Linked DNA regions of Homo sapiens: region 1 is linked to region 2. A link is an interaction called in ENCODE POLR2A ChIA-PET data of the cell type or tissue named here. Cell type or tissue: HepG2. All regions are shown on one strand. Links, peaks and the distances in the headings refer to the core of each region. The heading gives the core; the rest is flanking DNA.

Region 1 (2,899 bases), core at 252-2,751, 74 kb before region 2:
AGGCCGGCTCTGTCTCCCAGGACATCTGGGGCTGGGCCCGAGCAAGGACTCTGCCCTGGCACCTACTGTCTGGTTTTAAGGGGTGGGTGGTGCAGGACAGGCAACTTCACAGCCACCTCCTTCCAGCAGAGAGGCTGCTGTGGGCAGGAAGCCCCAGGGTGATGCTGAGAACTCCTGCCAACGCCTGTCCTCTCCTGAGCCCCAACCAAGTGGACAGTGCCCATGTGTCCCTCTTGAGGGTCTCTGGGGGTCCTTCACCATCCACCCAGCCAACTCACTCATTCTTTGGAGCAGGTCCCACTCGTCCTGCAGAAAGGCGCCATAGTGACCTGCAAGGAGCAAGCATGGCCTGGCTGGCACCTGTGTTAAGGCTGGTGGGGCCGAAGCCTTGCACCCCCTCTGCACCCTTTCCTGCATCCACGCAGGCCAGGAGCTGCCCTGTCAGGCGGGACACAGGTCCCCAGAACCAGCAGTGTCTCCAGTTGGGGCAGTGGGACAGTCAGAGCAGTGGTTTGTCGGCATCAGACTCAGGGGCTCTATTTGCCCAGCTGCCTAAGCTCAGAAGGTGCTGAATGGAACCCCCACCCTGCACGGTCTGGAACCAAGTAACACCTCCTCAGGGGCCCGGTGAGGTAGCAGGCTCAGCCCCACACACAGCAGTGCAAGGGGGTAATGGGGACCCTGTATCAGCAATCATGTTTATGCAGAGGGAGCTCCCTGAGGGAAGAGAGAGCCAGTAGGGCTCGGCCCCTAGCCCCCAAGGCCTGAGGACAGCCACCCTCCAGAGGCGGAGCACAGAGGACAGCTGGCTCCAGCCTGAGCCACTGTCACGACAGAGGCAGGGCCTGCCGTCCTCCAAGCTCACCACACCTGGGGCTGCACTGAGCTGGCTCTGGCCCCTGCCCCAGGTGCCCCCATGCTCCACATGGAGCTCACCTCTCTTGGCTATCATCTGTGGGCAGCCCAAGTTCAGGTCAATGGCGTCACAGTAATCCTGAGCCAGGAGAGCCGCCTGAACAAACACCTCCGGGTCATTGGCACAGAACTGGAGAAGATGCAGGAGTCAGCCACGGGCCCAGCCAGGCCCTAGTCCCTTGCTGCCCAGCCCTACGAGAGGTCCAGTGTGACCCCATGAGGGTGTGGGCCCAGGTTCACTGCAGGAGGGTGCTCTGTCCTGCGGAGGCTTACAATATGACAAAGCCGGGAGGAGTCCCCAAGCCACCCGGATTTACAGATTTTCTTCTGAACTGTGGCAGAAGCCACAATCACTGACTTCTGAAGAGCAGAGCCATCTCCACTGGTTCTGAAGAGGGAGTGTGAGTGTGAGAGGCAGCAATCCAGAGGCCCCAGCAGGGCTGCAAACCTCACAGCACCCAGGCTGCCTGAGCCACTCCTAGAGAATGGGGTTGGATTCTGGCAGGTGCACCTGGCAGCCCTGGCTCCACCACAGGAATCACTGCTGTGGCTACGTGGACTCTACATGCCTGGTGCCACCTTCTCCCTCTCCTCCTGGAATTGAGCTGTCTCTGGAAAGGCTGAAAGTGATGTCCCGCCACAGAGAGAAGGGTTTTTCCCCAGGCATTCCAGGACCGGGAACCCAACCGCGGCCGCGGCCACAGCCCCTCCTGCGCACCTGCACGATGAGGGGCCGGTCCTCGGGGCACACCTCGCAGTACAGGTTCTCCTTCCGGTAGTTGGCGTCGCGGACAAAGACCTGGGCATGCAGCATGGGCGTGTAGCAGAGCTGTGCCCCGTGGCGCCGGCTCAGCAGCCTCCAGGCCAGCTCGCTCTGGTCCACCATGGGGGCCACGACGTGGCGGGCCCCTCGCAGGGTGCGGCTCCAGAACTCGAAGCCCTGCAGCTTTGGCATCGTCTCCAGGCTGGGGGAAAGGCGCAGACCCGGGGTTCAGCCAGGCCCAACGAGGGGCTTAAGACTCAACTCAGAGGCAGCGGTCACCCTTCTAAGGCCGCTCCAGTACCACCGTTGGGTCACACGCGGGGGCACTAAAGGCGGGGGTCGGTGCAGGCTGGAGAACGGCCACTCCAGTGCCGCCACCTCCTAGCGGACCTCGGGGGAGCCGCTGGACCCCTGGGACTTGACCCTCCCTGGGGAGCGGGACTCGATGTCGGCCTGGTAGGGGACTGGCGTGAAGGGGGAAGAAACCTTGACGCCAGCGTCCCCGCGGGCCTGGCCCTGAGCAGGCCGCCCGGCGGTGAAGTTAGGACCCCCGGCCCCTTCCCGGGAGAATCGGCTCCGCGCCGGGCCAGGGGAAGGGCAGAGCTTCCTTCTCCGCACCCGGCCAGGCGGCCCGGCTGGCCCGAAACGCCACAGGGGCGCCCCTCGCGAGACTCCTCCGGAGCCACGCGGCGGGCAGCGTTTGCTGTGTGAAGTGACAGGAGCCCACACGCCTCCGCGTCCTCACCGCGCGAGGGCCCCGCCGTGTCCGCCGCGCGCCTTTGGCTCCGAGGGCGCCGGGTGCCGGTGTCCCGGGCCCGCCCCTCTCCGGCCTCGCCGCCGCCCGGGGCCCCTGCAGCTCCCGGGGCGCCGCGAACGCCCGCACCGCGCCGGGGCCGCCGCCGGGCCGCAGCCGGGCCCAAGGCTCCGCGCCGCCACCGGAAGGTGCCCGGTCCTGCGCGGTCCGGGCGGCCCACGGTGCGGCGGGAAACGCGTTCCCCGGAAACCGCGCCCGGCTCCGAGGGGACCGGCGACGAGAGGTCGCGGCGCGGGGTCGGAGGTCAGAGGCTGAGGTCACCACCGTACCCGTCAGGCCGTGGCTAGAGAGGGGTCGGGGCTCGCCGGGACTCACCGACAGCTCGCTGGAAACGAGGCATGTGGAAATTGGGCCTCGCTGAGGCGCACATAAGGCCCGGGCCGCGGGTAGACCGTGGGCGCTGAGGC
Region 2 (2,899 bases), core at 107-2,606:
AAATAAAGCTTTCAGGAGACTTTTCTTTTTTTTTTTTTTGAGATGGAGTCTCGCTGTGTCGCCAGGCTGGAGTGCAGTGGCGCAATCTCGGCTCACTGCAACCTCTGACTTCTTGGTTCAAGCGGTTCTCCTTCCTCAGCCTCCCGGGTAGCTGGGATTACAGGCACCCGCCACCATGCCTGGCTAATTTTTGTATTTTTAGTAGACGCGGGGTTTCACCTTGTTGGCCAGGATGGTCTTGATCTCTTGACCTCGTGATCCACCTGCCTCGGCCTCCCAAAGTGCTGGGATTACAGGTGTGAGCCACTGTGCCCAGCCCCAGGAGACCTTTTATATTTAAAATGATCTATGAGATGTCCTAGAAGTTCCCTGGAAAATCACAAAATTTTTTTCTTATAAAAAGAGAGGTATTTGAAATAATTAGGTACAAGGTGGGGTGTGGTGGCATGCGCTTGTGGTCCCAGCTACTTGGGAGGCTGAGGCAGGAGGATCTCTTTTTTTTTTTTTTTTTTTGAGACGGAGTCTCGCTCTGTTGCCCAGGCTAGAGTGCAGTGGTACAATCTCGGCTCACTGCAAGCTCCGCCTCCCGGGTTCACGCCACTCTCCTGCCTCAGCCTCCCGAGTAGCTGGGACTACAGGTGCCCACCACCACGCCTGGCTAATTTTTTGTATTTTTAGTAGAGACAGGGTTTCACCCTGTTAGCCAGGATGGTCTCGATCTCCTGACCTCGTGATCTACCTGCCTCAGCCTCCCAAAGTGCTGGGATTACAGGCATGAGCCACCGCACCTGGCTGAGACGGGAGGATCTCTTGAGCCAAGGAGGTCAAGGCTGCAGTGAGCTGTGATCACACCACTGCCCTCCAGCCTGCATGACAGAGGTCTCTATCGAAAAAAAAAAGTAAAAAGAAAAAAGATGTTAAGGAAATGATTAGGTTTCTTTGATGTGTTAGGATTGATGAGTGCCACGGGAAGACTGCCGAGTCGGAAGAGACGCATGGCCTGCCCCGGGTCGGAAGAGACGCGTGGCCTGCCCCGGGTCGGAAGAGACGCGTGGCCTGCCCCGGGCTGTGTGTGTCAGGTAACTTGTTCGTCTGAGGCACTGAGGAACTGTGTGCTGTGCTGCACGGAGACGTCCCGGGTGCCCACGGCGCTTCTCTTCATTAGAGTCCCGAAGCCATTTGCCAGATGCTGTCAGCCGGCAGCAGTCCAGAGCTAGCAGGCATAAACCCCGTCACTGCCGTTACGTTAACTTAGGTGTCACCTTACTTTAACGTGAGCTGTGCATCTCTGATGCCCAGAGTTTGTAGCAGGGCGACCGTCACTCACTCTGGGGCTGTGTTACTAGGCAGACGGCCACCGCCTGCCCCACACTTTTTGCCTCTCCACTGGATATTCTTGGTATAGTCATGGAATAGTCAGCTTCACACTTATCTGTAAATAATTTCCTCTGTAAAAATCATGCTCATCCAGTTTTAGAAATCAGATATTCTGTTTCTGGCATCTTTGAAAACAGCGTCAACGTCTTGGATTAACTTTGTCTAGAACTCTTTTTTGGACTCTGTTTCCAGATGTCTACAGGACAAGCAAATGTTCCTTCTCAGTTGCATTATTCTTGCTATGAACAGACCTTTCACTTTGAAAAGTGGCAGTGGTAAATTCACCATGGCCATGTGCAGTCTTTTGTCATCCACAGTTTTTTTATTTTTATTTTTTGAGACGAAGTCTCAAAGAAGACTCCTGACCCAGGCTGGAGTGCAGTGGTGGGATCTCGGCTCACTGCAACCTCCGCCTCCTGGGTTCAAGCAATTCTCGTGCCTCAGCCTTTCGAGTAGCTGGGATTACAGGTGCCCACCACCACACCCAGCTAATTTTTGTGTTTTTAGTAGAGATGGTGCTTTGCCATGTTGACCAGGCTGATCTGGAATTCCTGACCTCAGGTGATCCACCTCCCTCATTCTCCCAAAGTGCTGGGATTACAGGCGTAAGCCACCACGCCCAGCCCCATCCACGATTTTTGTGTTACTCTGATGCTCCCCAGAAAGCTCAGAGTGCTTCTTCATCTTGAACAGGGACTGTCTCAGAGCCTGGGAAAAGGACTGGGCAGGCACCATGGGCACAGGCTTCTGATGGCGGCATTTAGATGACACTGAGCCCATCCCAGGACTCAGTCTCTAGTCGAGAAGCAGATGGATTGTTGAGACCAAGAACCAAGATGGAGTGGAACAAGAACGGACCTCACAGGAGGGGATGAACCGATGGTGGAGGATGACAGCTTTTGTTAAGAATACGGCTGATGTTTTTTTAATGTTCTACTTTCTGGATATATAGAGAACTCTTCCTCTTTCCTCTGAAGCTATGTACAGTCCACACAAATTTTGTAGTCTCTGCTTTTGTGAATCAAAACAGAACATTTGTAAGTGATACCTTGTTTTTTTTGTTTGTTTTTTTTGAGACAGAGTCACGCTCTGTTGTCCAGGCTGGAGTGCAGCAGCGCAATCTCGGCTCACTGCAAGCTCCGCCTCCCCAGTTCACGCCATTCTCCTCCATCAGCCTCCCGAGTAGCTGGGACTACAGATGCCCGCCACCACGCCCAGCTAATTTTTTTGTATTCTTAGTAGAGACGGGGTTTCACCATGTTAGCCATGGTGGTCTCAATGTCCTGACCTCATGATCTGCCTGCCTCGGCCTCCCAAAGTGCTGGGATTACAGGCGTGAGCCACCACGCCTGACCAATTTTTGTATTTTTAGTAGAGATGGAGTTTCACCATGCTGGTCAGGCTGGTCTCAAACTCCTGACCTCAGCTGATCCATCGGCCTCAGCCTCCCAAAGTGCCGGGATTACAGGTGTGAGCCACCGTGCCCGGCCAGGGATATCTTACTCTCCCGGCCTGAGTCCTC

The links. Peaks named below come from ENCODE experiments on the same cell type or tissue, not always from the same donor. Only the 100,000 strongest peaks of a DNase experiment are listed, where the experiment ranks them.
Region 1: POLR2A ChIA-PET joins it to region 2 with 10 read pairs; 13 of 35 experiments call an interaction of 5 or more read pairs at or near these places.

The regions. Positions count from the first base shown.
Region 1 is chr17:82,063,190-82,066,088 of GRCh38, forward strand. DUS1L (dihydrouridine synthase 1 like) reads right to left here and starts at 2,615. Exons shown (of 14, transcript NM_022156.5): 1 at 2,424-2,615; 2 at 1,634-1,880; 3 at 937-1,045; 4 at 279-329. The coding sequence starts at 1,870. RefSeq lists an enhancer at 1,255-1,983 and silencers at 2,207-2,256, 2,547-2,616, 2,627-2,686. In HepG2, for the core only: no CTCF peak of the experiment used is centred there; a DNase peak (open chromatin) is centred at 1,702; H3K4me3 peaks cover 1,605 bases.
Region 2 is chr17:82,137,654-82,140,552 of GRCh38, forward strand. All of the region lies in intron 15 of CCDC57 (coiled-coil domain containing 57), which reads right to left. Among named protein-coding and RNA genes, the nearest start is that of FASN, 41 kb to the left of the region's middle. In HepG2, for the core only: no CTCF peak of the experiment used is centred there; no DNase peak of the experiment used is centred there.